Linked DNA regions of Homo sapiens: region 2 is linked to region 1. The links are chromatin loops, found by intact Hi-C in ENCODE. Cell type or tissue: gastrocnemius medialis. All regions are shown on one strand. Each heading gives the region's core, and the rest is flanking DNA. Links, peaks and the distances in the headings are about the cores only. Region 1 overlaps LINC00693 (long intergenic non-protein coding RNA 693). Region 2 overlaps LINC00693 (long intergenic non-protein coding RNA 693).

Region 1 (16,688 bases), core at 4,800-8,799:
ATCCCGTATTGCTTGGAGGTTTTTTTTTTTTAATTCCTTTTCATTCTATTTTCTGTGTTCTTGTCTGCTTGTCTTATTTCAGAAAGATGGTCTTTAAGCTCTGAGATTCTTTCCTCTGCTCGGTCTATTCTGCTATTGATACTTGTGATTGCATTGTGAAATTCTTGTGTTTTTTACCTCCATCAGGTTGGTTATATTTCTCTCTAAACTGGCTATTCTGGCTATCAACTCCTGTATTATTTTATCATGTTTCTTAGCTTCTTTGCATTGAGTTAGAACATGCTCCTTTAGCTCAGCAAAGTTTGTTATTACCCCCCCTTCTGAAGCCTACTTCTGTCAATTCAGCCATCTCAGCCTCAGCCCAGTTCTGTGCTCTTGCTGGAGAGGTGTTGCGGTCATTTGGAGGAGAACAGGCACTCTGGCTTTTTGAGTTTTCAGCATTTTTGCATTGATTCTTTCTCATCTTTGTGGGCTTATCTACCTTCAATATTTGAGGTTGCTAACCTTTGAATGGGGTTTTTGTAGGGTCTTTTTTGTTGACATTATTGTTTCTGTTTGTTTGTTTTTCTTTTAACAGTCAGGCCACTCTTCCATAGGGCTGCTGCAGTTTGCTGGGGGTCTGCTTCAGACCCTAGTTGCCTCCATTTTTCCCATGCCTGGAGGTATCACCAGTGAAGCCTGCAAAACAGCAAAGATGGCACCCTGCTCCTTTTTCTGGAATCTCCGTCCCAGGTGGGTACTGACCTGTTGCCGGCCTGAGTATACCTGTAGGAGGTGGCTGGAGACCTATGTTGGGAGGTCTCATCCCATCAAGAGGAATGGGATCAGGGACCTGCCTAAAGAAGCAGTCTGGCTGCTTTTTGTTAGAGCAAGTGTGCTGTGTTGTGGGGGACCCTTCCTCATCCAGACTGTTTGGATTCTCCAATGCTGGCAGGCTGGAACAGCTGAGTCTACCAAACCACAGAGGTGGTGGCCAACCCTCCCTCCAGGAACTCGGTCCTGTCTCAAGCCTCCAGCCTGTTGCTGTTGATTGGCTGGAATTCCAAGTTAGAGGGTCTTAACTTATGAGTTGCTATAGAAGTGGGGCCTGCAGAACAATGCTTCTTGGCCCCCTGGATTCAGCCCCCTTCCTAGGGATGTGTACAGAGAGATCTCCTGCCTTGCTGGGGATCCCAGGGCCAGAGTATGTAAAACTCTTGGGTGTCTGTGTGTGCCTGAGCGGGGGCTCTTCTGAGGCTCCACACAGCTCTGTGTATCAGACTCCAGGTCGTGATGGTGTGAGCTCACGAGGGGATCTCCTGATCCCACGGGTTGCAAAGATCCCTGGAAGAAGCATGGTTTCTCCAGCAGGGTTGCAAAATCACTTGCCACTTCCTTTGGCTGGGGGTAGGGTTCCTTTGGTTCCATGCCACTTCTGGGTGGGCTGTTGGCCCACCATGCTTTTCTTCATCCTCCATGGGTTGAGTCAGTGTGTGTAGTCAGTCCCAATGGGAGAACTTAGACACTTCAGTTTAAGGTGCTAAATTCACTTGCCACTTTCATTCCTCTCTGTGAGTGCCACAGACCTTAGCTGCTTTGAATCGGCCATCTTGGCCGCTCTCTCTGCCATTATTATACTCCGTCTGTAAAAACATTTGGTGAACTAATATGACTAATTGAAAATTGAACCAATGTAGACATTTCCGGATAGGGGAGACAGTACAATGAGGAGAGATGAACAGAAAATTTCACAATACATAGTTAAATATTTATTCATCATAATAGCCCCATAAATTTGGTATTCTTTGCCCAACTTATAGATGAGAAACAGACTTAAAGCTGCCTGGCATTCAGAGTGGAAGAGCTAGGATTCAAACTAAAGCTCTTTGTGTGCAGAGTCCAAGCTCTTAACCACTTAATCATCTTACTTTTCTTGAAGCCTTTGATATGGGGAGAACTGCTTAAATCAAACACAAAACCCAAGAACCACAAAAAAAAGATAAACACTTTTTTTGCTGAAAATGTTTGGCAAAAGATATCAAGACAAAGTCTAAAGATCAAAAATAGAGTAGGGAAAATACTTGTAACAAATGACAGAACAAAAGTTCATATAATATATAACTCATCTGATCAGACTAAGTGATAAAAAGTAAATGACTAAAGTTGAAAAATAAGCAAAGTACATGAACAGGCAGTTCACAGAAGAGAAATGCAAATTGCTGGTACCTGTATGGGAAAAAAAAAGATCCCCTATCTCATTTGTAATCTGGGTATCACAAATTAAAACAATAATGGACACAATTTTTTATCTGTTTCATTGGTTAAAATAAAAAGCAGGTAGAACATTCATCATATGACTGGTGAGGACTCAGTTTAAATATATATATATATATATATACACACACACACACACACACACACACATACACATTCATATGCTTATAATCATAGTATAAATTTTTACAGTATGAAAAATAACCTGGTGGCATCTATGAAAATTAAAATTGTACACATCCAGAAAACCCTCTGGGAAACAATTCTTCAGAAGTCACAGCATATTATATTAAAACATTAGTGTACTGGTAAATGTTTTACCAGTTGCTCTCCAGAACAAAGGAGAAGAAGGAGGAGAGAAATGAAAGGAAGGAAGAGGATGAGGGAGGAAGGAAGGGAAGGAAAAAAGGAAGGAAGAAAGGAAGAAAATCTCGTTGTAGTACTTACCACTGTCCATGCTGTAAATACTCCCATTATGGTCAAGTCCAGGTTACTAATGTGCCATCCCTAAATGCAGAATTGGGGAGAGATGCACACAATTGGCTGTACTGAGTCTATATGAGTGGGCTCCAGCACGCCACTCCATTAAAATATGTGCATAAGGACCTCGATTGCAACATTATCGTGATCCCATAACTATGTCTTCTTCTGTAGTCTCTCTATATGGTTAGAATTGTTAAAAAAAAAAAAAAAGCACTTAATATTTGTGTAGTTTTTGAAATTCTTATAAGAGTTTTAAAGAATAAAATTCACTATATGTTTTACAGTTACCGCATAAAATATTTCAGTATTTTAGAATCTGATTTATTTGGTCCTGGAGTCTCAAACTCAATCAGTCAAGTGCTCTATTACTATTTCCTCATCATCTCTTAGACATTGTAAAGAAATCTGACAGCTCTATTAATAAAATGAATCTTTAGCACTTCAAGGTTGCCAAACGAGTGATAGATAACTTCTTTACTAACCTTGGAGGATGTGTGTGTGACTATATTAAGGAAGCTGTCAGATTTCCTTTTCTGTTTTAAATGCACTAGAATTCAAGTTCCATGAGGTCAAAAGACCATGTTTGCCTTATGCACCAACATTTTTTTCCAGATGCTGGTGCAATTCCTAGCATTTAGACATTAATAAATAATTTAAGTAATCAGCCAGTAAAATAAATAAACGAATATTCTCTTTGTTAATTTTGGCCCTTTTTGTTTGAAAACCATCCTGATAGAGAAAATGACTGCAAAAGAGTGGTCTGGTTTTTTCTTCTATGAACATTAACTGTACTACAATTAGCTAACCTATCTTTTGTTTTTCTTTTTGGAGTGAGCTTTAAAAAAGGACTCATAGAAGAAAAGGCACTTTTATTTCTTCACAATTTTATCAAAAGTCCTTAGTTCTTTCTCTGCTTTAGCCTTCCTGAGACTTTGTATGCATTCTTCACCTTGGACATTTTTTCTTTCTTTGTGAAGAGTCTTTGAAAATATAAGCCTATGAGAGATCTGCCTGTGCAGCCACTTGGTTAGCACTATTTTTTCACAATCCTTTCTTTTAAGGTTCATTTGGATCTTTATGATAATATGATAATTTCCCCCTTTAAGAATCTCCTGCCTCATTTGAGCCACTTTCCTTTTAAATTTGTCAAGCCGCTTTGCTAGTTCTACTTCTTTTGGTTTGATAAGCAAACCAAAAATCTTTCAGGCTCCTGAGCCTACTAGACATAGGTATCATTAGAGATTGGACAGTTTTTCCTAGTTTTATATCTATCTTTGTTTCTCCACCTCAAAAGCCCTTAGGCTGTCATATGTGGGACAGACATTGCATTGTCTCTTCACAGTTCATGATTTATGTAGTGTTTGCTGAATGCTCACTACATGTCTGTCTGAGTCAGTATTGCCTGTTACAAAGTTCTAGGAAAAAAAATGTCAAAATATCTAATACAGTGCAGTTCCTTTGGGCACTTAAATAGTATGTGTGTATGTGTGTGTTGTGTACTGTGTAAGGAAAATATTTACATTTTTTAAAGGAAGAAAGTCTGAAATAGATTGATGTTTAGGTAATTCCAAGTCCTTTTAAAATAGTATAGTATCTGAGCTGTATTTGAGTCAGCTAATCAGGGCAGCAGCTGTGGAGGCTTGTAGACTGAACTTTAGAGTAATACACACAGCAACTCCTTAAACTTTCAGAACTACTTTCCAAATTAGAAACTAACCTGCAGTGGTGTCATAAAATTTGTCGTATCTCTAGACTGCCTGTTTTTTCCTTTCTGCAAAGACAATAAAGAGAAGGGCAATCAGGAAACTTGGAAAGAGAAAGAGGGAATACTCTGTACTAAATAGCAGGCAGACAACAGAGATGTATTTTTTTTGTTAGTGTGAATGTTAGAGAAAGTGAAAACTTAAATATAAGAAAGATCACATAGAGTTTAGACACTCATAATGCTGGACAGATGGCTTTGAGCAAAGCGTGTCACCCAACACACGCACGCACACACACACACACACACATACACACACACACAGCAAAAAACTTAAGGATAGCACGAGGACTAATTAGTTGTGTGTTTGTGATCATGCTTAGATTGCGAAGTGACAAATAACAGTATAAGGTTTGTGGATGTGCCACCTAATTGTATCTAGCTGTTTGAATTTCTTTTGCTATTGTTCTTTCTATTGTTTTGGTAAATATAAAGAAAGGTAGTTAGTTGTTTTAATAAAGAGCTCCATTTTATGAAAAAAACCTTTCCTAAGTGAATGAGTAGGTAATAAATTACCTAAGGAATGATTGCGCTATTTATATCTCTATTTTGGTCCATGAAGCCATTGCTAAGCCACTACTGTTCAGCTTGCAGCTGAATATCTGAATTGTAACTACATTTTATAAAGAAATAAATGGCCTCATTATGTAAAGTCATGCCTATAAAATGACAGTAAACTTCATTATAATTAACTTTTGTACTCTGATTAGGAACATATAAACCTGTCAGAGAATTTTTATCCTGAAATCTGTGACCTAAACATTTCATTGTCTGAGCTCAGGGGACAGAACTGGAATCTCTGAAGAATATGGGTTACTCTCTTCTTCACCCATATAAAATGGACATACAGTAGTCTCCCTTTATCTGCAGGGGATACATTCTAAGACCCCCAGTGGATGCCTGGAACTGCAGATAGTAACAAACCCTATACAGTATATACTATGATTTTTCCTATACGTATATACTTATGATAAAGTTTAATTTATAAATTAGGCACAGTAAGAGATTAACAACAATAACTAACCATAAAATAGAACAATCATAACAAAATACTGTAATAAATGTTATGTAAATGTGGCCTTTCTCTCCAAATATCTTACTGTACTATCCACCCATTTTTGGATTGCAGTTGGCAGTGGGTAACTGAAACCATGGAAAGCTAAACCACAAATAGTGGGGGACCACTGTGCTCTTTGCCCCTTGCCAAATTGTCAAGGGAATATAAAGAATAAAGTCTTCAAAGCTCTACAGAACATATATAAATAATCATTTTAATTTAACACTTTCCTTGAGCAGACAAATAGGCCCTGTGATTTGACGGGTTCCTTTTCGTCTCCATTATCTATGATGGTAATGCATAAATCGCACTCTAACGAGCTCATATGTTAATATCTTCGATAGGATGCTTGATAGATCTGGCAGCCTGGATGGATGTGATTTCTAACCAGCTTCATATTCTAGTTGTGTAACAAACTAGAAGGGCGACAGCAATCCAGTTTGGGCTTTTCACTTTGCCAGGTATAGTAATGAGTTCATCTCTACTTTCTCCTGGGAAAGCACTGAGAATTTTAAGAGATAAAGGTGTTTTAAAATGATGATCAGACATAAATTTGAGCCATAATTTAACAAGTTATTACTAGGATGCTTACTAAGTGAAGGACATTTTACTATGTGTTTGGTAGGAGAAATGTTTCCAAATGCCAACAATACTCATTCCCTTTTCTGAAGGAGCTTAAAATATCATCAAGAAAGTAAAGACTTTAAAGTTGCTTAGTGTGGTTATTTCCACAGTTTTGAATAGTAACTAAGGACATACCTGGATGGAGGTATAAATGGCCACCTGAGATTGCCATTTGTTGAATCAATGAACCTGAGTGGGTTGGGTCAGTGGCTGACTCCTAGTTAGTATTAATTAAGTCTTTAAACAAATGGAAAACTTAGAAAACATGAGAGAAGTAGCAGAATGAGATAACTCTCTGAGAGAACAAGACTTTCTAAGGTTGCTCCAAGCACCTGCTCTGGGACTGGTTAAAAGGTGATGGAGCATATGTTTAATATAGACTTTCTGACTAGACTGATCTCACCATAGGTGTTCACGGAGACTGGATGGGAACATGAGAGAAAATAAGGGGAGACTGTAGAGTGTTAGGTCCTTAAGGGGGACAAGATATGTAGAACTGAAGAGAACAAAAGATATGGAATGCAGATGAATGAGAGGTAAGTAGGAATGAGAGGTAGTAGGCAATGAACAAATTATTATTAAAAATAGGGCCCTATTTTCTGGCCCATATTAAGTAAACTACATGTTTTTGGAACTTTCAATTTTGTTGATTCTTTACAATACTGTCTCTCACCTTGTTTTCTAAATATTTATGAAGTTTTGCTTTCAAAGTTAGATTCCTGAGTGTTTTACCTAGACATTATTTATATACATAAGCCCTGTTTACCTAAACAGTGGTTTGGGATAACTTTATCTATTTAAATAGGATAGCATTCTTTTTCTGCAGATGTCAAACATATTATTGGAATCATGAAGGATGTTGGTTTCAGTGCTGTTATAGGAAAGACAACAAAACTCTAATTTTATATAATGAATCAGAATGCAGGCCATTTCATGCAGTAGGTTTTCTAAAAATAAAAATTAGTTAATCCTTTGAATTTTATGGAAAAGTACAAACTTTTTTTGGACTTTATATAATGGAGAAAATCTGCCAATATTTTTCTTCCCTGTTCCTCTCCTACTTTATCAATAAATTAAGATACAATCATATCAACTTTATAAATCACTAACAACAAAAATGATCCCAGCCTATTGATTAATATTGAATATACTGATGAAGCCAATATAAAATAAGAGCACTTTGTGAGCCAAGAGTTTTGTTGAAACTAGAACTTCATGGATAAGTTTGCCAGTCAGAAGTCAGGAGACCTGTTTCTTGATTCTGAGTTTGCTACACACAACTGGGGCTATTGATAAACCATCTTTCTCTCTAGGTCTCTGTATCTGTGTCTGTAAAATTTAGAACTAAAAGTTTGTTGGTTACAAATAATAATAATAACAAATATTTATTGAGCTCTTACTCTCTGTCAGGCACTGTGCTAAGCCCTTTGTTTGTATTATCCCACTTAATTCAAACAATAGCTTCTTTGACGTAAAATTATTATTATCCCAAATTTTCAGCTGTGAAAACAGAGATGCAAAGTGGACTATGGTGTAATATACTAGGCAGTGCACTGAGTGCTGTTCTTGTATCATTGCCCACTTTGGTATAATCCTCACAATAACCTTGAGGTCTACCTCCATTTCAGAGGGTAGGAAATGAAGACTCCAGGAAGGCAAGTGATTTGCCCACCTTTTCTTCATAAGAACACAACAGATCTAGCACAGATGTACAAGTTTCTTGACTCCTAGGCTGACATTTTTACACTATACACTGCTTACATTAAAACCATTGAAATCTGACATTTTCCATGTCTATAATTTTATCTATAGAAGAAGCCTAGGAATTTGGCAACTCACAAGCTGAATCTGGCCCATAGCTGTGTCTTGTTTGCCTGCACAGTAATTTAAAAAGTTTGTCATTGCCAACATTTTAATGTTAGGAAGCTTCCCATAAACAATCTTGATTTTTGTCTTCTCTTGAAAAAATAGGAAGTTCCGGCCCCTTGTAGCCTCATAGCAAGTGATCGCTGGAACTGAGTCCCACACTCTTAGGTTTCACACTGTGCCCACCCAGCCCTCTTCATTTGCCTGGGGGCCCTCCAGGGCCTTTATGTTCATATGACTTGTGGACTACATCGAATAATTCTATTTCTTCAAAAATCATGGCATTTGAAGGTTTGCAGCACAGCACAGCAAGTTGGTTATTCTACTTGGCTTCTTTCTCATGACATGTATGGGAATGAAAGTCATAGTGGTATGGTTGGTTTATCTTTCACAGGGCTTTTACATACTGAACATTTCTCCAATGTAAGTGACATTTCAAATTCAAGAAGGCAAGCCCAGTCATAATTGGCACTGTCACTGTTCGAGTTTGATGTTGGCACCTCATGTGTTTGCCCTGGTTGAGTAATCTGTTTACATCTGGGTAGGCCACACACAGACAAATGTGAACTCTGTTTATATTCATTTCCTCCCTGGGAACTTGGTTCCTGTGAATCGCAGCTTTGGAAGGCCTGATAGATTGGAAATTTACTGGTATAGACTTGGAAGCAAAAACTTTACGTGAATCCGTTTTGGGAGCTGACCTGAGTAACCTTCTTTGGGCTACAGCAAAGGGGACTTTCCCATTGACAGGTCCAGTTGATTAGAACAATTGTATGAATGCCATGCATGAATATAAGATGATCAATGTAATCAAGACACTCAGTAATCCCATGTTACAGATGAGGCAATTGAAACCCAGAATAGAGTTAGCTAGATGAGTGCCTATTATATATCATAAATATGTCTTAGTAATGAGCAGAATTCTCTCTTATTTCCTGGGTGTCTCTCCCAAACATGTAACAACCAGCTCCACTCCCAGCACTCCCAAAGAAAGACAGACTCACCCCTGCCAAACTTCACTGTCTCTGCCTTCTTCATTTCCTGTGAGCATCAGTATGCAAAGGTTCAAGAGGGATAGGATTAAGTTTAGAAGACCAAAAACTCCTGGGTCTGGCCTCTGTCTTACCCTGTGGGTCAACAGCCTCCTAAGGCCTCCTTCCCCAGTTGTGATAATCTGGCAAAATTCTTGCAGTATTGGCATCAGTAAGCTGCATCTTAAATAAAATCTTACATTTAAGACTTTGTTGAGAGCCCCCATTCTTCAGATATAGAGCTAGGAATGCTGGAAGTCATTTAGAGAAAATTGTCTCCTTTTACTCTCCTTTCCTCATCTCCTCCCACCTCCAGCAGTAGGTTACAGGTAAAATTAGGAGAGGAGTAAATGGAAAAAAATGGGAAGGTCTCCAGGAGGTGAATCATTGGCACCATTTATTATCAGGAATACTTGTCTGGAACCTATTTTTGGAAGCATTGGGATACCTAATCCTGGTTTGTCAGAACTGCAAAATATCTCCTTGCAGAGACCATCTAATTTTTTATTCAGAAAATATAGTCACTTTAGTCTCCAGCATTCTGCTGGGCATTATGAAGCTTACAAAAAGAGCATGCAGAAGGGATGGCCTCAGCTTTCAGGGAGTACATACTCTAGTTGCAAAGTCAGAAATGTGTACAACAGTGTTTATGTAAGAGCCTTAGTCTTCTTCGAAGCACCATCAGCATCATAAAAACACTTAACATGATAAATATTCCCGTATCCATTCTTCATTAATAACACCTAGAGCTTCTCAAGGACAAATGTATTTTTGAGGTGAAAGAAAAGGGATGATATAAAACTAAGGTGAAGAGATGTTAAGCTGCCTTAGGAGTAGAGACCGGGCTGATTTAGAAGTGACTTTATAAAAGGTAATCTTTAATATTCAAGTACTTTAGACATTAATGAGACTACCAAGGGGTAATGTTTAATAACTTACTACAGGTTAAATAGCCAATGATAACTTCTATGCAAACTTGAGCACAATTTGGGATAGTATGGTATGTTTTTAATGCGATTCCTAAGAAAGTGCTGAAGTCTTCCGTATGTATGGGTAATATTGTTGGCAACACAAGATACCATTTTTATGCGATAATGGCACTCCTACATGTAAAAATCCCAGAGAGTGAATCAGCCTTATGGAATGTGTTTCCTGTTTTCTATTTTGCCACAGTTTTCTTTCAGTAGACATGTAGCTTTGAAGGTGAGTATAATTAAACATTCCTTGGTATTGCATCTCTCATGCATATATGAGAAAATTTAGCGGCAAATTTCTTCTCTAAAGAATGTGCAAAACACTTTTGAATTGATCAGCTCTTCTAGTACTTTACTCTGAAACTTGGTTGTTCTGGCTCGTGTCTATTTTCAATACATTGTATGTAAATGATGATTTATTTTCTAAGTGAATTTATCTGACTGTCAGATGAAGCATTCTGCGTGGATGGAGGTGGAAGTTAGAGGAAGGTCACGAGAATATGTTCTGTGTGCCTTCACATTTGGTGCTTAGAGGTCTCTGGTTATTATTGTGCTTCCCTTCCATGCCCTTCTTAATTCTGGCTTTTATCCCAGCCATTGTGACAGCTGTTTGTAATTCTGTTGGCAGTTCATTTCTGGATGAATTACACATTGCTCTGTCTGCTTGTCATTGTTGTGGCCTCTTCAAGTTCCCATGTGATGGGAGAACAAAACAGTCTGGGCTCTGTAAAGGACTCGACTTTCTATTCAAATTGGAATTATTTTTAGAAAGCTTCTGTAGAATCTAAAGTTTCCTCAATCAGCAGGATTCATATAAAGCCATATGTTGGTGTGCTTTCCTCAGAAAAAGCCTTAGAAAAGTTCTTTTAGAATCTCACAGCTTGTGGGAGGCTGCATTCTGTGGGCAGGCCTGCCCCACGCACCTGGAGTCACGGCAAGGTTTCTGTGAGGTGCTGAGTGTGTGAGGTCTTCGGTGGTAATTTGCTCTTGAGGCACTAGACTCAACCAACAAGGGCCAAAACTATATTACAGTGAACTCTGTTAGCAGCCAAGTTGAGGATGCAGAGTGATCTGTTTAATCAATACTTTATCTGGATTGTCAGTTGTAAAAGGCTTAGAAATAATGCAACAAAATACTCAACTCTGAAATAACACCGAGTGTCATTTCACCTTTGTTTGATTCAGAAGGTCCTTTAGAATCTTTGTGTCCTGGGGGAGCTAGTTAATAAAGATTCCAGGTTTAGAATGTTTGATAAATTAGCCTTTATTCTAGTTAGGAAGGGAAATAGACAAGTGGAAATGCCATAAAGTCCTCCTGGCCCAAGAGGGAGATGAGAGGCCTAAGCAAAAATAAGGTATTTGCGGTTAGTGGCATTAGTATTACTCATCGCTCACCGCTATTAAGTACCCCATAAATATTTCACTTCTGGAGTGTAAGGTGGGTCAAAGTAGGACCTCTTCTTTACCTATATTGGACCCTCACCTATTAGCACCCTGTTCTGTAATATGCTTTGAGATATTTAATAATTCTATTGATTTGCAGCAAAGGCCCAGGGTTTTTAGGAAAGTTCTCCCAGAAATGGGCCTCACATTGGTCTGTCTAGCTCATGTAGCCCAGTTCACCCCAAACTGGACTGTCACTCAGAAACAGGTCAAGAGAACGTATCTGATTACACAGGATTTCATGTCCCAGTGGCCTGGAGGGCATAGCATGTGCCACAGGACTGATGTTCTGACTTGGTGCCCTGTCTCAGGGCCAGCTCTCATTTTAGGCTTCCAGGTTCATCCTTCAAAGGGTTGGAAACAGCATCACAATTTTTTTATCTTAGGAGATTTCTCACCCTTGACAAGCCCGCAGGACAAACAGACCTGACCTCCATGGCCCCTTGTCTCTCAGCCCTGGTTAAATGAATATTCACTCTGTGGAGCATCACACCAGGCATCGTGTAAAATTATAGAAGAAGGAGGTGCTGCACTCCTGGCCTTTGAGCATCTTATCAACTTACAGGAAAGACAAAACCAGCACACAACAAAATATATAAAAACTTAAATGTCAGCTGCATATATATATATATATATATAGTTATTTATAAATTCAATTGACATAGACTGGAAATACATATTTATGTATACATATATCTATATGTACATAAAGTTAAGGCATTTCTGAAATGACTGAAGTGACTAGAATTAGAAAAAGGTAGTTTTCTATTGGCTTAGTTTTAGTCCCCCAGAAGTGACCCTGAGACAAGGACTTGAGAGCAAGTAGTTTATTTGGGAGGTATAGCAAATGCCAGTAAGAAGAGAGGGAAAGAATGACAGGAAAAGTAAGGCAGACAACAAAGGGTATGATATGGAGCCAGCTATGACTGTGCACAGCTAGAGCTAAAGCCTATGAAAAAATTCTGGGAAATAATTTAGAACATTTGCCCTGGACTCCTATCAGTAACTGGTTGAGGACTCCTCTCAAGGTGAGTTAATACCCAGATATTCATAGATCACCATACCTGGACAGAATAGTTTCTCGAGAAACAAAACAAAACAAACCTCATGCAAAGAGATGCAGTTAATGGCAGTTTCAAGGCTGGTCTTTGTAAGACCTGAGGGATACAGTAAGGGACCAACATTCTCTGCTACATTCACACATATTAGTGAGAAAAATGGTTTGGAAAGGAGAAAGGGATTTTGAACATTTAGGAAGCCAGTGTCTATAAAGACCCAAAAGTAATGATAGATAACATTCAAACCAGTACAAAAAGCATCCTTATGCAAGTTCCTCAAAGGAGTATGCCTCAAGTGGCATAGGGAAAAAGATCTGGGAGACCAGTTGAACCAGACAGAAAACGAGGAGCAACTTGGGGTACAAGGATTCAGATTGTGATGGCTGCCCTAAGTTAGGATTCCCTGTGATCCACTAGACATGTTTCAGCTGCAAACCATACTGGGAATAGTGGGTAGTTTAGCCACATTGTGGATTATGAAGCATCTACTTTATCTGTGGCATGAAGTCCTGACACATCACAGGAAACATTTCAGAAGAATGAGAGCTGGGTGCTATTGGAGATGCAATGGGTCAGCATGTCCTTCCTTCAACTCACCTAGGTCAAAGAGGTGGGCAGTTGCCAACAAGCACTGGAGGTTTTATACTAGGTCTCCTGTATTTTTAAAGGATAAGACTGACAGCACTGGGATGGTGGGCATGGGGCTCATGATGATTAGTAGTACCTCTAAAGTGGATCTGATGTAATATAGTCTTCTCTTGAATTGCATTGTATGTATAGATCTTCTCTAAGGAGCTGGTAGATGGGAAGTTAAGACTGGCAAAGACAGAAACACTGCAGAGGGCTCTTGTTCATCTGACACTGGTTAGTTATTGACATATTGCTACAGAAGGCCTGTAGCCTAGGCTTTAGCAAATGCCTCCTACAAGGACTCCTGTGTGTCGATCTTTGTTAATGGAAATGTCTATGTGTTTTATGTAACTTTTAGCTGCCCTGGCAGATGTGCCTAGGAATGAGCTCTCTGAGAATGCATCTCAGGGTTAATTATTCTTTAATATGTAAAATCATACTAATATGGTTTGGATGTGTCCCCACACAAATCTCATCTTGAATTGTAGTTCCCATAATCCCCAAGTGTTGTGAGAAGGACCCAGTGGGAAGTAATTTAATCTTGGGGGCAGTTACCCTCTTGCTGTTCTCTTGTTAATGAATGAGTTCTCTTGAGATCTGATGGTTTTATAAGGGGCTTTTCCCCACTTTGCTTGGCATTTCTGACTCCTGCTGCCATGTGAAGGAAAGTGTGTTTGCTTCCCCTTCTGGGATCATTTTAAGTTTCCTGAGGCCTCCCCAGCCATGTGCAACTGCGAGTCAACTGAACTCCTTTCCTTCATAAATTATCTAGTCTTGGATATTTCTTCATAGCAATGTGAGAACAGACTAATACAGTAAATTGGTGCTACAGAGAGTAGGTGTTGCTATAAAGATACCCAAAAATGTGGAATCCACTTTGGAATTGGGTAACAGGCAGAGGTTGGAACAGTTTGGAGGACTCAGAGGAAGACAGGAATATGTGGAAAAGTTTGGAACTTCCTAGAGACTGGTTGAATGGCTTTCACCAAAATGCTGATAATGATATGGACAATGAAGTCTAGGCTGAATTGGTCTCAGATGGAGATGAAGAATCTTGGGAACTGGAGCAAAGGTTACTCTTGGTATACTTTAGCAAAGAGACTGATGGCATTTTACACCTGCCCTAGAAATCTGTGGAACTTTGAACTTGAGGGAAATGATCTGAAATAGGAATGTGCATTTAAAAGGAAAGCAGAGCATAAAAGTTTGAAAAATTTGAGCCTGATAATGCAATAGAAAAAATATATTTTCTTGAGAGAAAGTCAAGCTGGCTGTAGAAATTTGCACAAGTAATGAGGAACCAAATGTTAATCACCAAGACAATAGGAAAAATGTCTCCAGGGCGTATCAGAGATCTTTATGGCAGCCCCTCCCATCACAGGCCCAGAGGCTATTGAATAGGAGCTTACATGAAACGATCTCTAAAATATAGTAAACTTTCACTATCCAGTATGCTAGTACAAGTTTACTGTACCTGCACACATTGCTATTTAAGCTCAAATTAATTAAGATTAAGTATAATTTAAAATTTAGTTTCTTAATCATGGTAGCTTCATTTCAGGAACTCAAAGCTACCAGTGGCTAGTGACTTCTATATTAGACAGCACAGAACATTTCCATCATGGCATGAAGCTCTGCAATAGAACTATAGTGAATGAGCAAAGCGTAACTCAAAAACCTCATTCCCAACACATAAACAAGTCTACAAAATAACCGGCTAGCGTCATGATGACAGGATCAAGTCCACATATAACAATACCACTAACCTTAAATGTAAATGGGCTAAATGCTCCAATTAAAAGACACAAAATGGCAATTTAAATAAAGAACCAAGATCCATCAGTATGCTGTCTTCAAGAGACCCATTTCACATGCAAAGACACACATAGGCTCCAAAATAAAGGGATGGAGGAAAATTTATGAAGCAAATGGAAAACAGAAAAAAACAAGGACTGCCATCCTAATTACTGGCAAAATAGATTTTAAACTACCAAAGATCAAAAAAGGCAAGGGCATTACATAATGGTAAAGGGTTCAATTTAACAAGAAGAGCTAACTATCCTAAATATATATGCACCCAACACAGGAGCCCTCAGATTCACAAAGTAAGTTCTTAGAGACCTTCAAAGAGATTTAGACTCCCACACAGTAGTAGTGGGAGACTTTAACACCCCACTGACGGTATTAGATAGATCACAGAGACAGAAAATTAACAAAGATATTCAGGACCCAAACTCAGCTCTCCATTAGGTGGACCTGATAGATATCTACAGAACTCTTCACCCCCAAAAAACAGAATATACATTCTTCTCATCACTGCATGACTCTTACTCTAAAACTGACCACATAATCGGAACTAAAACTCTCCTCAGCAAATGTAAAAGAACTGAAATCATAACAAACCATCTCTCAGACCACAGTGCAATCAAATTATAACTCAAGATTAAGTAATTCACTCAAAACCACACGCCTATGTGGAAATTGAACAACCTGCTCCTGAATGACTCCTAGGTAAATAATGAAATTAAGGCAGAAATAAAGAAGTTCTTTGAAACTACTGAGAACAAAGATACAATCTACCATAATCTCTGGATGCAGCCAAGGCAGTGTTAAGAGGGAAATTTATAGCTCTAAATGCCCACATCCAAAAGCTAGAAAGATCTCAAGTTAACAACCTAAAATCACTTAAAACAACTAGAGAACCAAGAGGAAACAAACCACAAGGCTAGAAAAAAAAACAAGAAATAACCAAGATCAGAGCTGAACTGAAGAATCTAGAAACATGAAAAACCCTTCAAAAAATCGATGAATCCAGGAGCTGGGTTTTGGAAAAAATATTAATAAAATAGATAGACCTCTAGCTAGACTAATAAAGAAGAAAAGAAAGAAAAATCAAATAAACACAATCAGAAATGATAAGGGGGATCTCCCCACTGACCGCACAGAAATACAAACAGTCATCAAAAAATACTATAAACACCTCTATGCACATAAACTAGAAAATCTAGAAGAAATGGATAAATTCCTGGACATATATATCCTCTCAAGACTGAACCAGGAAGGAATTGAATCCCTGAATAGACCAATAATGAGTTCTGAAAATTGAGGCAGTAATAAATAGGCTATTGACTGAAAAAAGCCCAGGGCCAGATGGATTCACAGCTGAATTCTGCCAGAGGTACAAAGAAGAGCGGATACCATTCCTATAGAAACTATTCCAAAACACTGAAAAAGAGGGACTCCTCTCTAACTCATTCTATGAGGCCAGTATCATCCTGATACCAAAACCTGCCAGAAATACAACAAAAAAATAGAACACTTTAGGCCAATATCCTTAATGAATATCGATGTGAAAATTGTCAACAAAATACTAGCAAACTGAATCCAGCAGCACATCAAAAAGCTTATCCACCACAATCAAGTAGGCTTCATCCCGGGGTTGCAAGGTTAGTTCAACATAGGCAAATCAATAAATATGACTCATCACATAAACAGAGCTAAAGACAA
Region 2 (16,688 bases), core at 6,109-10,108, 67 kb before region 1:
AATTTTTTGTATTTTTAGTAGAGACAGGGTTTCATCATGTTGATTAGACTGGTCTCAAACTCCTGACCTCAGGTGATCCACCCGCCTCAGCCTCCCAAAGTGCTGGGATTACAGGCATGAGCCACCGTGCCTGGCCAGTCATCCAGACTTTTTAACATTTATTAGTTTAGCCTGTGTCTGTGTGTTATTTAAATGGAGTCATACAATATGTAGTATTTGGTATCTGGCCTCTTTGCTCAATTTTATGTCTGTAAGATTTGTCTATCTTTTTATGTGTAGTTGTTGATTGCTCATGCCCATTACTGTGTAGTGTCCCATTGTATGAATAACTACAATTTATGTATCTATTTTTCTGTTGCTGGAAATGTTGCTTATTTTTAGTTTATTATTATCACAAGCAGGACTATTAGGAAATTTTCATATATATATATATATGTACCATTCAGCACCCATAATACACGTTTCTATTGCGTATAATCTTAAGAGTGAAACTGCTAGGTCATAGAACATACATATGTTCAAAAATTGTACTCTCAGTTTATATTCGCACTACCAGTATATGAGAGTTCTTGTCCATGTAGCATATATTCTAATTTTCAAAATGGTTCTGTGACATAGTTACAGTTTTATTGTCGTTTTTCATTTTAATAAAATCCGAGTCTTAGACAAGATAAAAGACCAATGTCATGTACTATTAGTTTATACCCCAATGCAGTCTGACCCCAGAGCCTGTATAGTTTAGTAAAGTGTCCAAGGGAGAGAATACAGTCGTGAGTTCTTAGTTTCCCTTTCTGGTTGGGTCAGTGAAGTCCCTTCCTCACCCCTCTTTTCTGTTTATCTCTACAGACAGAAACTAAAAACAATGGCTACAGGCCGCTAAAAGCCTAAAACAAAACAAAACAGAACAACAACAACAAAATAAGTTGGCTTAGACAAGCTTGCAAACCACTATCCTTTCTTATGCCTCTAGGTTAAGGATGTTATCATATACAGGTGTCCTCTACTTGGTAACTTTCACAGCTCATTTCCATAAAGCCAAATGCCAGCCCAGTGTATGTCACCTCCTACTGTGGCCAACAGATGGCGCTAATGGTGGTTTGAAACTTGTCACTTGGGGCTTTTGAGCACATGAGCTCAGACATAGCCTCTTAGAACTAGTCTTTCTCTATAATGGTCTGAGCTGACCTGAGAGCCAGAAACTTTAGGATCATTTCTCTCTCCCACCCCACCTAGTTAAATCCCAAATCCCATTCATCTTAATCAGAAATAATTCCTGAATATGTACCCCTCTCCATTCTCTCCTTCCTCTGTGTGTGCTCTCCTCCTGTCCCTTTTTTTAGCACTCATCACAGGTGGCTATTTATGTATCTGCATTGCCCTGCTATGCTGTGAACTCCTCAGGGCAGAGACTGGGTCATATTCATTCTGTGTCCCCGGTGTCTGACAGTGCCTGGCACAAAGAAGGTGCTCACGTTGGGGACTGAATAAAGTTCCCCTGGCAGAAACCCAAAAGGTTCAAAATGACTGTTCTTTCCTGTAGTCACAGAAGCTCACAGGGCATTTGACTTGCCCTGTATGCTCTGAATGGTCTGGTATCGTACTCTGACCTATGGGAGATCAGGGCTTATTATCACACAGGCTTCTGGCCAACAGTGTGGCTTATTTGTACATTCCATCTCTCTTCTTCCAGAAGATGAAAGACAGGACATGATACAAGCTACGAGATCATTTTTTTAAAGAAAAATGGGTGGTTGTCATAGCATTTCTGGTGTCAGACTGCAGATATGATCAAGCTGTCCATTTACCCTGGTTCAAATTGAATTGCTGGTAATTAAGAATGGGGAATGGGGTTAGGTCCATCTGAGATCAGACAGCAGAACCATTAAGGACAGATAAATCCCTTTATGAGAAATAAAGAGACTCCTGGTTATTAGACTGTATGTTTGTGGGCTAGGTGTTTGTTTTTAATCACAAAGTTTTGTACACTTGGAAGAGGTTAGGTAAAAACATTAAGCAGATTAACATTTTACAAATATTTTCTTTCCCTGACCGTCCTTTTCTACCTCCTTCCCACAGTTACAACTTTTCAATGTTAGTGCTGATATTCTCTCTCTCTAGTATATCACTGTGTTGGGTTAGGAGCCAGACTGCTTGGGTTCAGCTCTTGGTGCCACCCCTCCTATTTATGTGATCTTGGGCAAATTAACCTCTCTGAGCCCCAGATTTCTCATTAGTAAAGTGAGTTTACTATTATAATATTACCTTCCTCATAGGGGTGTAATGGGGATTAAATGAGTTTTAATACATCTAAAACTCTTAGAATAGTGCCAGCCCATATTAAGTGCACTTGGTAAATATTGGCTTTTTTTTTTAAATCACACCAGACATAGCTGTTTTATGAAAGCATTTCCACAGTAACCATGAGCAAGTTCATTTATTATTATGTTTCATGTTGTGGTAGCTTGTATTATTAGGGTGAAAAATGGCCAAATGTAAATGAACTTATATTTAAACTATTTTTTTCTCACCAATTTTGCTGGATAATTTCTATACTCGTTACATAATATGAGCAGAATCCTATACTCTCTACACATGCCACCATAATTTCTTATGTTTATATTGCATCTTAAAGTTTATAAGTGACTTTCACTTATAAAATCTCATTTGAAACTCTAAGAAAGCCTTGCAAGATGGACAGGGCTTTTCAAATATTCATTCCTATGTTATTTAAGAGATAAGAAAGCTGTGTCTTTCTGTAGTTAAGGGAATTTTGCAAGATCTCAAGGATAGTAAATGACAGAGCTGGGATTACCATCCTTCTGGTCCCAGTAGCTCACTCATGGTCAGGGTCTAGGAGCTTGTGGACAAACATGCACATTAGGGAGCTTGGTGAGCTGCAAGTGGATGGTGTGTATGTCCGTTAGTAAAATGTGTGTACATGCAATGGCTTCTACCTAACACAGAAATTAGGTATTAAAAACCTTCGTAAGAGAATTCACAGTTGAGGCCATTATTTCAAAACTAAGAATGGGCAATAGAAGTCCCAAATGAGTCTATGCAAGCCTTTAAAATTTTATGTTACTAAAGTAACTTAAGACAGTACCATAAATTAGGACTATCTCACTGACAGTTTACACATTTTTAGTGAGTAGCAAGTAATTCCAGGATCTCCCTTGCCAACATTTGCAGCATGTCACCTTTATGGTTTTTGTTTGTTTGTTTTGCAGATACTGACACAGCACACTGCAATTTTTTTCTGGGTCTGCTCTGCCATCTAAATGTTCAATGCCTGTCTGGTTTTATGACTTCATATTATTGATTTCTGCCATTCCTGCGGCCTGCATCTGTCAGCCCCTCTTAGACGCCTCTAAGCTTTCTTCCTTTGCTCAGACACAGCCAGAATGCAATACTAAGGTTCTACCTTCCCTTACCTCCTTTGTCTTACTCAAGTCTTCTAAGACCAGTCTTCCTTTTCTGCTATTTTCTGTATCTCCTGTTAAAATTCTCAAACCCCAGAACATCTTTATTAATTTGTCTTTAAAAGACTGACCTAGAACTGAAAACTTCACTGTTTCAGAATAAAAGTATGGGTGCCACAATTTTGCATAAGCTTTCATTCAATTCAGCTAAAAAGTACGCATGGAGTTTCTATGTATGCTCTCCTAGTTCCTCAGGAAAATTCCCTTTGAGGGCCTGGACCTTTGTGATTCATCCAGGCTCATTTGGATTCAGTTCCCTTTTCATGGGATGCCTGTGGAATAAATAAAGTATAGCTATTGTTTACTGTTATTAATTAAGTCTGCCAAACTTTTCTTTTTTCAGCCCCACCTTTCACCTCACCAAAGCCGAACACCTGTACTACCAAAAGCCTCTTGATAGAGCTATGTTTTTATTTGAAAAATGCGAGCTAGCTCTGTAGATATTTCCTTGTAGGAATGTTAAGGAGAAATATATCCGATTGTATTGCCAGTTGGTTGAAGGGATGTTGTAATTGATAACCCCGTACCCATGAGTTCTGACCAGGGATAAGTAATAAAAGCATCAGAACCTCTTTCTCTTCCTGATGAAATAGTGTAGTAGATGCTGTGATGTGCAGCCCAGGTGCCTGCTTTAGGACCCAGGCATTCATTTTCTCAACTGCAGCTAGTGAGGGACACTGTTCTCACATGTCATTCTCTCTGCCCAGTTGCTCACTGCCTCTGGGAATTGCTTTGCCCAAGGTTGTGATTGCTCCCAGGAGGAAAGGGGCAGAGAGTATCCAATAACCTTTTATCTAGCACACCAGTGCCCAGCCCCTTGCTTCAATTTAAGACGACTGTAAAGGACCTTGCAAGCGTTCAAACTCCCCACTGAATCCAGAGACCTCTATTGAGAGTGTATCACAGTATAGGTCCTCTCTCTACCTAATCCCGCTTCCTTCCCTTTCCTCCAGAATTTATCCCAAGGGCACTCCCGACAAACCTCTGGCACACAAATCTCAGAGTCTTAGGCTCTGTTTCCCAGGGAACTCAACCTCAGAGAATTAATCTGATTATCTGTGCAGTAGGTTGGCTGAAAATGGAGGGCAAAATCCCCCCAGAGTCCTCCCACCATTGCCAAGCAAATGGCACTGGTCCAGAATTGTTTTGACCGTTAAATCTCATATTTGGCAGTGAGATATTTCTTGACATGGAACTTCATAAGGAATACTGGAAGTATTCAGTTCTTTAACTTATATCTTTTAGTGAAAATTCCTTTTTGTTATACACACACAACTGCCCTCCCCCCCAAAGAATGGTTTAGCTTAAAATGACCCTAAATTTGTACTTTTAAAATATCATCCTCAGTGTTGAGGTTAGGCAAGCAGTAGTGAACGTGGAAGACATGATCCCATGGTGGGGAGAGAGGCAAGTCAGGAGATGGTTACAACACGGCCAGAGAGCCTGTGATTCGGGCAACTGTGCTGTCCTGAGAGGATACATAAGAAAAGTAGCTAACTGGGGTTGAGGAGATTTAGAGAATGCTTTTCTCTACTTGCTGAGGGCCAGGGATTGGATTGGTGAGTGAATCTTGGGATCCTGAGGGAGGGGTGGAGGTTTTAGGGAGAGCCTTGAAGAAGAGACAAGATCCTGGTGGGCTTGAGTAATGAAGAGAAGTCCATAGTTCTGTCCATGGAACACGGTTTGAGGTGGGGTGAGGTGACAACAGAGGCTGAAAAGGTGAGCGGAGGTCAGATCCTGCAGGGCTTAGTGAGACAGGTTAGAGAAACAGAGCTGTATTCTCTGAGCAATGGAGAGGCATCAGTGGATTTTAGGAAAGGAGTGAGCTAACCGTATTTGCTTACTTTGTGAGTCTAATATTTGTGAGTTGGATTATGATCATTCATAATATAGATCAGTAGAGTCAAGTTGACTGAAAAAAATTAAAATCAGTGCCCACAAAATAATCAAGATAAAGGATCGTTCTTTTCCATGTGCATTGATTGTGAGAGGCCTACATTTAAGGACACAAGTGGATCTCAAGAATACCAAGGACAAGAGAGAATGGGACATCTGATGGTGGAGGCATGTGAACTAAGAATACTGAAGCAGCCATTCTGTGTGTGTGTGTATGTATGTGTGTGTGTGTGTGTTCTGCTCTCTGCCTGGACAGCATTACTTCTGTTCCTTTCTTTTCTTTTTCTTTTCAGTGTATCCTTGTCTCTGTCTCTTTTTTTTTCTCTGTCTCTGTTGCTTTAAATTTTCTCTCACTAGGTCTCTCTCTGCCTCCTTAGGCAAAACAGGCACCTAAAACATATCTATTAAAGAGATTCCCCTGAAGGACAGTTCCCTGAGTCCGTTCATAGCCACAGCATTTCTGGGTTACCAAAAATGCCTGGAATGACATAGCTGAGTGGCTGGGAGCTCCCAGTCTTCGTGGGAAGTCATTTTCTGTCATTGACAGTTTTAGGACTGAATAGAAATCATACATTTTTTTCTGTTATTTTATTCATGTCTAAGCTTCCTTAATTAAAAAATGATTATATTCTCCATGGAGTAAATATTTGATCTTAAACTTAGCAGGTGCACTGGCATCAGTACTTCTCAGGAAGCTTTCCCCAAACTCAAATCTGCTGTGAATGACCCAACCCAAACTCTACCAATAAGTCACAGTTTTCCTGCAGAAACTCATTCTTTTTCAGATTGCTAAATTGTGGGGGAGCACCTGAAGACAGATATTGATCTGTTAAGATAAATGAGAGAAAATGACCAGAACAAATAAACTTTGGGGAACCAAATTATAGAAACCATCTATCCCCATCAAAATCCCTGCTCCATTCAGCTGTTCTTCATTTTGAGAACAAAAAAAAGGACAAACAAATGTTGACTGATAGACTTGTTCAGGTTTGAAGTTTGTTTTTGTGTAAAGATATTATTGGAGCTACTGCTGCTTTCTTGATGTTTGTCGTGTATTTTTTTTCCCCAACTCTGTTCTGTTTGAAGTAAGATGTTACTTCACTCTGACAATTGGGATTGCCTAATTGATGTTGCCAAGGAAGAAGCCTCTCTTGGTTTCTGTGTCACTCTTGTGCACTCAGAAATGTCTCTAATCCCTCTAATGATTATCTTCACGGCATGCAAGCACATCTTACCCTGAGAGTAGAACAGTGGCTAAGGAAACAGAGTGAAATCTTAGCCAGAATGTTCAGAGCATGGAGTTACTTGAACAGACTGCCTCTTGATTAAGCTGGAATATTCTACAGTGTACGTTTTCACGCTCATTGAATGAAGTTTACTCAAATATTTTTATATAAATGAGTACCTTCTCAGTGTAATGACTCTTTGGAAGGGAGTGAGGGTAACATGAGAAAGTTGAGAGAAATAGGTAGGCTCTTGTTTCAGGTCTGTTGTGGATATTGTGACACAATACATTAGGCAAGTCCCTTGACATTTCCTGCTAAAGGAGGTCAGACTGGGTGGTCACTAATACCCTTTCCACAAATCTCGTGTTCTGGATGGATGCATTTTGGGACCTGATCTAAGACAGTTGTTCACTTTTGTAAGTAGTTCCATTCTCATTCTAAAAGTCAAGATTATAGAAGAAACTATGTTCATGAAATTGGTGGTTCTTATTCCTCCGGAAAGCAAAAATTGATGCGTTTGCCATTTTAGCTGTAGAAGAGTGAGGTGCAACATGTTATTACTTCTCTGTGCATTTGTGAGTGAGTGGACATATCTATGGGTGTGTGCCTGCATATATGCATACATGTGTGTTTGGGGAAGGATGGGTTTTAAGGGACCGAAAAAAGAACAGTTATACCAGCAAAATATGGTGGACAGCTTAAGCACCAAGCGGGCACTTTTCCTTTCTCTGCTTTTTATATCAGTTTTTATGCTACAATTGCTGCCTTCTATTTAATAGAATTCCTCCACCTCTCCATGATCATTTTCTAGGTCTTCCTGGTGGGAGTTATTTCTGTTTCTTACGCTGTACCCAGCAGGTCCTCAGTAAAGACTTGTTGAATGGAACTGAATATAATTATGTTTCAAATATTAGCTCTTAGAGGTAGCAATTTTTTAAGGAATCTCAAGTGCCGAAGTCCTTAGGGGTAGGAAAGCCTCAAGCATGCAAACTGAGTTATGCGGAAGACAGTCATGCTGCCTTTTGTGCTGCAAGACCTGCTGACTTACTCAGTTGTTCTCCTGATTGCTCTAAGAAGTGCTACATTTACTCTCCTCTGCCAAATTTGTAGGGAACATCTATTAATACAGTCATGCATCACTTAGTGACAGGAATGTGTTCTGAGAAATGTGTCATGAGACAATTTTGTTGTGTGAACATATAGCGTGTATTTACACAAACATAGATGGAATCGCCTACTTACATACCTACCCTGTATGGCATAGCCTATTGCTCCTAGACTATGTTACTGGACCAATTACTGTAATCAATTGTAACACAGTGGTACATATTTGTATATCTAAACGTTAGAATAGGCACAGTAAAAATATGGTATAATCATATGGGACCTCTGTCGTATATGTGTCTGTTGTTGACTGCAACATCGTTATATATGGTGCATGATTGTACTTAGGATTTGTTCATGGATTAGTGGTTTCCATCTCTACTGTCAGCATCCTGCTGTAAGACACCATAGTTTCTTCCCATGATGATGTAGTAATCCCCTAAACTAGTGGTTTTTCAGATCTTGATATGCGTCAAAATCACCTTGGAGGGTTTATTAAAACACAGATTACTTGTCCCCACCTCCAGAGTTTCTGTTTCAGTAGATCTGGGGTGGGGCTCTGAAAATCTGCTTTTCTAACAAGTTCCCAGGTGATGTTTATGACATTGGTCCTCAGACCTCACCCTGAAAATCTGCACCCTACATAGTCTACATGTCTCTTTTCTTGGACCAAGGCTCATTATGTGTGCAGAAGCTGGAGTGATCTGTTATAAACATAAATTAGATGGCATTATTCTCTCTTAATACCTTCCAGAGTTCCTGCCCCAGCCTATGAGGGTGATATGGTCTGGACCTCTATTGGTACCCAAATCTCGTGTTCAACTGTAATCCCCAGTGTTGGAGGTGGGGCCTGGTGGGAGGTGATTGGATCATGGGTGTGGATCCTTCATGAATGGTTGGTCACCATCCCTTTGGTGCTGTTCTCGTGATAGAGTTCTCATGAGATCTAGTTGTTTAAAAGTTAAGCCGGGTGCAGTGGCTCACACCTGTAATCCCAGCACTTTGGGAGGCTGAGGCTGATACATCACTTGAGGCCAGGAGTTTGAGACCAACCTGGAAAACATGGCAAAAACCTGTCTCTACTAAAAATACAAAACCTAGCTGGGCATGTTGGTACATGCCTGTAGCCCCAGTTACCTGGGAGGCTGAGGCACAAGAATCGCTTGAACCAGGGAAGCAGAGGTTGCAGTGAGCCAAGATCATGCCATTGTACTCTAGCCTGGGTGACAGAGCAAGATTCTGCCTCTAAATAGATAAATAAATAAAGTGTGTGGCATCTCCCCCCTCTCTCTCGGTGCTGCTTCTGCCATGTAAGATGCCTGCCTCTGCATTGCCTTTCGTCACGAGTAAAAGTTTCATGAGGCCTCCCCAGAAGCAGAAGGTACTATGCTTCATGTACAGCCTGCAGAACTGTGAGCCAATTAAACCTCTTTTCTTTATAAATTACCCAGTCTCAGGTATTTCTTTATAACAGTGCTAGATGAACTAATATGGAGGCCTGTGTATTCTGACTCATGGGGCCACCAGACTGGACCCTGCCTGACTTCCCAACTTTGTCTGCCCCATCTGCACCTTCCTCACCATTCTACTGTATCACCTGCCTCCATTCAGGACCTGACCATACCACCTGTTCTTTCCAACTCTTCACAGAGTCTCTGCTTTTGGTGAGAAGCATTCTGCTCTCCTTTAATTTCACCTATTACTACCTGAACATCCTTTTCCTCTCAGCAACATTGTTACTTCTTCATAGAAGACATCCCTAACATACAAGAAAATGTTGTATAGTAATACTGCTTATTCCTTTTTCCCCTTTTTAGTCTTTAGCACAATATTTTATGGTATTAATTTGTGTTTTGACCTTATGAATAACCGTATTTCACCTTAGATTATAAACTCCATGAAGGAAGGGACCATATATGTTTTGGTCACTGCTGAATCTTTAATGCATAGCAGTGCCTGACACATGGTAGATACCTACGAAACATTTTTTCAATGAGTGATTGGATGGGTTGTAACAGAAATCAGTTTCTCTACTCACAAAACTTCTGACAAAAAAATGAGTAGTTTTCCATATATTGTACTTTTCCAGTTCCCTGGGGATACCAATTGGATATACACACAATTTAATTCAATTCTGACAGTAACTCAAGTTAGCATCAACCTCATGAGTTAAGAGCTCAATCCCTCAAGACTGCCCCCTACTTCAGATGCCAGTAGTAGGTCCCTAGATTACTACCCACATTCTTACCTGACGTGGCTACAAATTGGGTGTCTCATGACCCCCTCCTCAGGTTCAATGATATGTCATGATGGCTCACAGGACTCAGGAAAACACTTTATTTACCGTTACTGGTTTATTATAAAGGATATTGTAAAGGATACAAATGAACAGCCAAACAAAGAGGTACATAGGATGAGGACTGAAAGGGTCCTGAGTGCAGGAGCTTTTGTCTTTTTGGAATTGGAATATGCCACCCTCCTGTGACGTGGATAAATTCACCAACCTGGAAACTCTCCAAACCCCTAGATTTAGGCTTTTTATGGAGGCCCCATTGCTTAGGCATGATTGATTAAATCATTGGCCATTGGTGATTGACTCGATCTCCAGCCCCTTCCATTCCATAGAGGTTGGGGGTAGGGGTGAAAGTTCTAATTCTTCAATCTTGCCCTGGTCTTTCTGGTGACCCACTCCCATCCTGAAGCTATCTAGGGTCCCCGGCCACCAGTCATCTCATTTGCATACTGAAAGCTACCACTCTGGAGATTCCAAGGGCCTTAGAAGCTGGCTTAAGAATCAGACTAAGGCCAAATATTATAACAAAGGATTCTCCTATTTCCCTTATCACTCAGAAAGTTACAAGAGTTTTAGGAGCTCTGTGTCAGGAAGTGAGGGCAGAGACAAATAGATATTTTTTATTACATTGTAGATGAATGTGATTCTGAAGTGTTGGAGGTTGTAGAAAAATCTTAGAAGAGGAGGGAAGGAGTACCTGCTACCTAGCATTTGTCTATTGCTATGTGCACTGCTTTATCTGTCAAATGAACATATGCAAGGTCTGTTTTTGAAATTTTTGCCAAAGAGCCCAGAATTGGCAGATGGAATCAACATCTCCATCACCAACACTCTGCTTGGTCATATTGAGACGGGATAGTTCCCTTGAACCCCTTCGCAGGCAGGAACTGGAGTGGCTTGTTTCACTCAGCTCGCCACTGGCCACTCCTCGCCAGAGGGAGCGTGCAAGCCAGTGCAGGAACTGGAGCTAACAAATGCTGGAACCAGCCGGTCGCTCCTCTCTGGCAGGAGCAGGCTCTGTGCAGGCCCTGCAGCAGCATCCAAGCATGTTACAACCAGTGATCTTCAGCTCTGCCTTCTGGGGATGGCCAAGTGCCAACCAGCTCAGTGTAGGGTCAGGATGGCAGCCCCTGCCCTTTTGGCACCGGGGTTCTTGTTTGGCGTCCAGGAAGAATCAGGTCACACTAACTGTTTGAAAGGTGATGAATGCAGAAGACTTTATTGAGTGGTGGGTGGCTCTCAGTCGAAAGGGAGTCTGGAAAGGGGATGGGAAGGTGATATTTCCCTGAAGCCTGGCCATCTCTGGCAGGGCCACTCTCTGAAGCTGCACCATCTGAAGTTAGTGGTGTCTCTCTGTAGTCTCCAATCCTCAGTTGCTTCTCTGCCCGCCGCTCAGCCGCTTGTATCCTCAACGCTCAGCCATTTGTGTTGTTCCGCCAGCTGAAGTCTTTTATGGGCACAGGATAGGGGGAGGGCAGGCCAAAAAAGCAACATTTGGATGGAAAAACAGGGTCAGCTGTTTTCAGTTAGGGCCTCAGTTCCCAGCTCTAGGGTGAGGTTTAGCGGGGAGCCCAGCCGTTCTGTATCATTATCAGCTCAAAACAGTGTCTCCCTTAAAACTCCTTCCTTGGGTAATCTGATGCTGAAGTTAATAAAACCATGTCTGTGACTGAAAGAACTAATTCGTGTATCTTTGAAATGTAGTACCCCTTATGCATAATAAGGTCAAAGTTTTCAGAAACATTTTTGGCTCAAAATAATGGAATTATTTCGAAGATAGTCTTGTGGAATTTCAAATGCCTTCCTTCTTGGGGTTGTCCTTTCCTTTGGCATCGCCTATTTCTCTGGGGAAATTTTGCCCCTTCTTGGACTCCACACCTTGCTTGTGTCTTTTCTCGCCAATCTTCTCTTCCTAGATTCCATCCATGGAACCTGTGCTCAAGGAAAATCAAAGCATTCCTCAGAATTCATGGACAGGTAGGGTCATCGCAGTTACATGACAAAGCAGATTATGAACCCAAGTCTGCTATTTACTCACTTACTCTAGCACAGCACTAACCTCCCTACCTACATATTGAATTCTAATTTTCCTTTTGAGTTGTGTGCACTTCAGGAGTTAGAGGGGAGTGATCATGAAGGCGCCACATTATCAAATTCAGGTAACCTATGGGATCAGTCTAAAAGTGATGGAGGCATTTAAGACAGAAATCCACGGCCTTTACCACCATTTGGTCCATGCAAAGGGGTGGTCCCAGAGTGATGTGTTTTGCCTCCAGGGTTTTCAGAATTTTTTTTTTTTTTAGAAGTTCAATTTAAGGGAAGCACACTGTCAGATGGAAATAATAATTTGAATTTGACATTGACACAGTTCACTTAGGTGCAAAAATTGCCAGGGAGTCCTAGAAGGTAAAAGTGAGGTGAGGAGTCAGAGAAATTTGATACATCTGGAGTTAGTGTGATACTGTCAATGACCATAGACAGTACTTTTTTTTTTTTTTTTTTTTTTTGGTCTGCTCAGTGTTTCTTTTCTGGTATCAGAACATGTTTCTTCATTATGGAGAACTACCCCTCCCACCCCTCTTCTCCCCATTCCTCCTGCTTTACAGCCTTATTGTTGGAAGACAATTCTTGTGGATCTTTCATATTTCTGCACATCTTGTGTCAGCTCTTGTTTCAGAGGATCTTTTCAAGGATGTTTATAGTAAACAGCCTTGGATAATAGAGATAGGGCTTCCCTGCAGGAAATGGCTAGGTTTGTTTCCTGACTAGAATAATAAAGATAATATCTCCCTCCAGGGTGAAGGGTGAGCAGGTTTGCTAGCAGCCTCCTTCTAAGATCAGGGGTTTCCTAAACTTGAGGCCCTCACATATGAGGCAAATCAACTGTATGTATGCAGCACCTACCTGGGCCACTCTGTATGTTTTTCAAGGGACTTGTGGAGCAAGGGGAGCCAATGTGAATATGAAGCACAGACTGCTTTCTGTGCCATGAGTAATCAAGTTTTTTGTCTCTGACCCAAGGGTCTAGCAGCATGTGTGAAGCTGTGGGAGGCTCTCTTCTTAACTGGCAAGGAAGGTAAGATCTCAGACCCCTCACGGCTCTTGACAGCTGACTGTTGGTTGGAAAGCCTGGCCAGTGAGAGTAGAGCAGGCTCCTGTCCACAAGGATCACTTTGGTATAGTCGGATGACAAAGATCAGGCCCATAGGAAGGGTCTTCAAGGCTTTTGCTGGAGTTACTGGGCAAGGGATGTAGAATAGGAGCCTAGGCATCTTTGTGGTTACCTGGGGAGAGCCCCTTGAGAATGAGTCCCTTTACAGAGTAAAGCAGAGTCAAGAAAATGAGAGAGGGGAGGGGCAGAAAGCAAGGGAAATTGATTGAGGTTGAAATTGAGATTGATTTTATTTGGGAGTGTTGATTGAGAGCCTGGATATCGCGCTGCCTTTTCTGTTACATAAGTCAGTACATTCACTTTGTTTGCTTAAGCCAGTTTGTGTGGGAATTTCGATATTAACAAGTGAAAAAGTCCTGTCAAATACAGTTGCAAAAGAGTGGGTTGACCATCCCAAGAGGGACCACTACTCTAGAGGTTTCTACTCAAGCTTTTCCTGTGTGAGCATATAACCTTCAACTGCTTACCCACTCTAAAATACATCTAAGCAATGGCTATTAGGGTATAGAACTTGAGCTTGGTGCCTCTCCCCAGATGGCTCCCTGAGCAGTTATCTCTTTTTTGATGCTCTGCTTATATATCTGTGTGTCTGCTTCCCCAAGATGATGTGAAAACTGTAAATCAAAACAAATGCAGAATGCTATGGAGAGACAAGATGGGTGCAGTAAGAAAGGTGAAAAACATGGAAGATGGCAATGCTTTGGAACTCCTGGGGCCACACCCATGTAAGGAAGTGAGGAATTTGGGATTGTAGAGGTTTTTGCCTCTAAATTCATCACTCAAAGTTGTTCTGTGGCCCTGCAGAGAAATGATAATCAAGTTATTGTTATTATTATTCTGTGGGAAAGCACTGTAGAATTTAGGATTACACAATGAACCCTGTGAGGTGAAAAGATTGGCAGCTTCTTCTTTTAAAAACAGCTTTGTTTCTAAAGTGGAGAAAGATTATTTTCTTTTGCTTTTCATTTCTTTATGTTATGTTGTGTGTGAGCACAAATATGCATGTATATTAATGTATAGCCATGACCATGCATGTTTGCATGTGTATACATGTGCATGTACATGTGAGCCTATGTGCACATATGTGTATGGGCGGGTATGCCTGTATATGTATGTGTATCTAGGCATTTATCTTTCTAATTTGGATAGCAGAATTATAATCATCTTTCCAATATTTGATTAATAATTTCACATAATTCACAGTGTTTCTTTTACCAAATGTCGTTTTACCTTTCCAGTAATAGTTTCAATTTGTAGTTGGAGAAGAGGCATAAAGAAGTAGATAAAGATTATCAGGTAAAGTTGTGGCAGAGGATGCTAATAGATGAAAAAAAAAAAAAAGAGGATCAGAGGTTTAAAAAAAGTGAGCAAAGAACCAGTTCAATTACTGAGACTTCTATGAAATCCCATGCAAGGCTGCTTCAATTCCGTTGCCAGACTTTTTTTCTGACTTCTTGTCGTACAAACCATGTGTTGGTCTCCTAGGCAATGCATCACTGTTCTGAGATGCTTTGCTCATACATGTTCAGGCTTCCCTCCATGCCCTCATGTTTTCTGCCTCTGCACTTATATTTATCCCTTGCCTGAAATAACATGCTTTTCCCTTCTGAGCCCTATGTGTCTTCATTTCACCCCAGACAGACTCACTCACCCAGCCTCTGGGTCTAAATTGCCCCCTAATTTACAAAACCACGTGACCCTTCCAGGTAGATGCCGTGTCTTGCTTTCTTTTTGACCCAAAGCAAGCAAAAATGTTGAGTGATGCTTCTCACTTTCAACACACACACACACCTCAAGTTAATTCTGAGATCAATTTTTTGAGACTGGTCCCTGGGACATGTCACCAGTGAGATGAAGATGTATGAGAGTGCAAAGAAGTTGGAGTTCTTTTTCTTTTCTTAAGAGGAATTTTCACTTGCGAGCAAAATTTTAATTGGATGTCTAAACTTCCAGATAAGCTTTTGTTCAACATTTGTCATGAATTTATAGGGGAAGTAAAAAATCAATATTCTGCAGTACTTCTTTCATCCCAAGGAGGTTGAAAGACTTTAGCTGCAAAGTGAGGAGATCAGAAGAGAAACAGATTTATTAAAGAAAAAAACACCTCATCTTACCAATATCATTTGGAAGAACAGACCCTTTCTGAAGCAATTTCTGATCTCCTTTCCAAAGGCGATCACTATTAATAGGCAACCATGAAGACGAGAAGCAAGAAGAAGGTTCACAGAGAAAAATGCAGAGTGCAATTTTCTATTCTCTACTCTTTTGTAGAAAGAGATCCCAGTTATAAGTATGAACAATTTGCAAACATTTAAGCCAGGAGTTCTGCCAAATTTAAATGCCTTTGGCAATCAAGACAAGAAGCATCTCTCTCTGATATAACTCCAAATAGCTGGAAAATGACAAATAGGGCAGAATTTCCCATGCACCCTTCCTACACACACACTAGGTTTCTTTGTAGAACAGTAATGTCATCTCATAACTTTTTCACTAGCTGCAGTTTGATGTATATGTTTGAGAATTTCCTTGTTTCCTTTTGTCTGAATGCTTTGATATTGTAGGGGAGAAAAAGTCATAACTTTTCCTCACTCATCACAAGGTTTATGACTGAGTTCCGTAAAAGAAAAGGAAGATTTAAGCCAGAGAAAAGCAAAGCAAATTTATTAGCCAAATATTATGGGATATGAGAGTCTTCAGAAATGAAGACCCCCAAACATAGGGAAGATCATGTATTTTTATGCTTAGGTTTGATGAAGAACGGACAGACATGTAGAAGTATGATTAGATGAAAAAGGAGTATGACTGAATGGTAATAAACTGGGGGTGGGGGAAGTAGCAAGGTCTGTTTCTTGAGATTGTTCTTGGCCTCTCTGGATAGCATTCCCTCCCTTCGGATATAGGGCAGATCATCTGCCACACAAGAGGCTTCAGGAAAGAAGTTCAGAGAGATCTTTCTGCTTCTGTGGCTTTCTCAGTTTCCTTCAGCTTGAAATACTGAGTATTGTAAGGTGCCACATTTGGGGCTAGTGTTTCCTGTACCCCATCAGCATCATATGTGAAATTGTTTTATTTTTTCCAAAACCTGTTACGAATTTGCTCTAGCAAAATCCACATTCTTATTTCTTATTAAAACAGTCCCACTTAAAGTTTTTAAGTCTCAGTGTTAACAATGTAAAACCTACTAAAGGAGTGTAATTGGATTGTTTGTAACTCAATAAATAAATGCTTAGGGGGATGGATAAAACAAACAAAACAATGTAAAAACTTCAAACTTCTATTTAGTTGATATTTCTTAATCTCAGCTGTCCTCCCTCCCTCTCAACCCCATCATCCCCCTAATCAAGGCTAAACTTGTGGCTCTGGTGGCTAGGAGTGGTGGGGTCTGGGTTATGGTCTGTTCTCTTACGCACTTTTTGCTCTGCCTTCTTGGAATGATGACTCTGATTGATGTTGAGGGCAATGAGGAAGGGAATGAGATGAAAATGTTGCCTTGTATGCCTGTCCATAGTGAAGTTGCA

The links. A loop is a pair of places that touch in the nucleus more often than their neighbours do. Peaks named below come from ENCODE experiments on the same cell type or tissue, not always from the same donor. Only the 100,000 strongest peaks of a DNase experiment are listed, where the experiment ranks them.
Region 2: it touches region 1 in a loop (2.9-fold over the local background); 1 of 110 quality-filtered maps calls a loop at or near these places.

What each region holds. Positions count from the first base shown.
Region 1 is chr3:28,735,432-28,752,119 of GRCh38, forward strand. All of the region lies in intron 2 of LINC00693 (long intergenic non-protein coding RNA 693), which reads left to right. Among named protein-coding and RNA genes, the nearest start is that of LINC00693, 170 kb to the left of the region's middle. In gastrocnemius medialis, for the core only: no CTCF peak of the experiment used is centred there; no DNase peak of the experiment used is centred there; H3K27ac peaks cover 4,000 bases.
Region 2 is chr3:28,666,767-28,683,454 of GRCh38, forward strand. All of the region lies in intron 2 of LINC00693 (long intergenic non-protein coding RNA 693), which reads left to right. Among named protein-coding and RNA genes, the nearest start is that of LINC00693, 100 kb to the left of the region's middle. RefSeq lists a silencer at 1,006-1,165. In gastrocnemius medialis, for the core only: no CTCF peak of the experiment used is centred there; a DNase peak (open chromatin) is centred at 7,615; H3K27ac peaks cover 2,409 bases.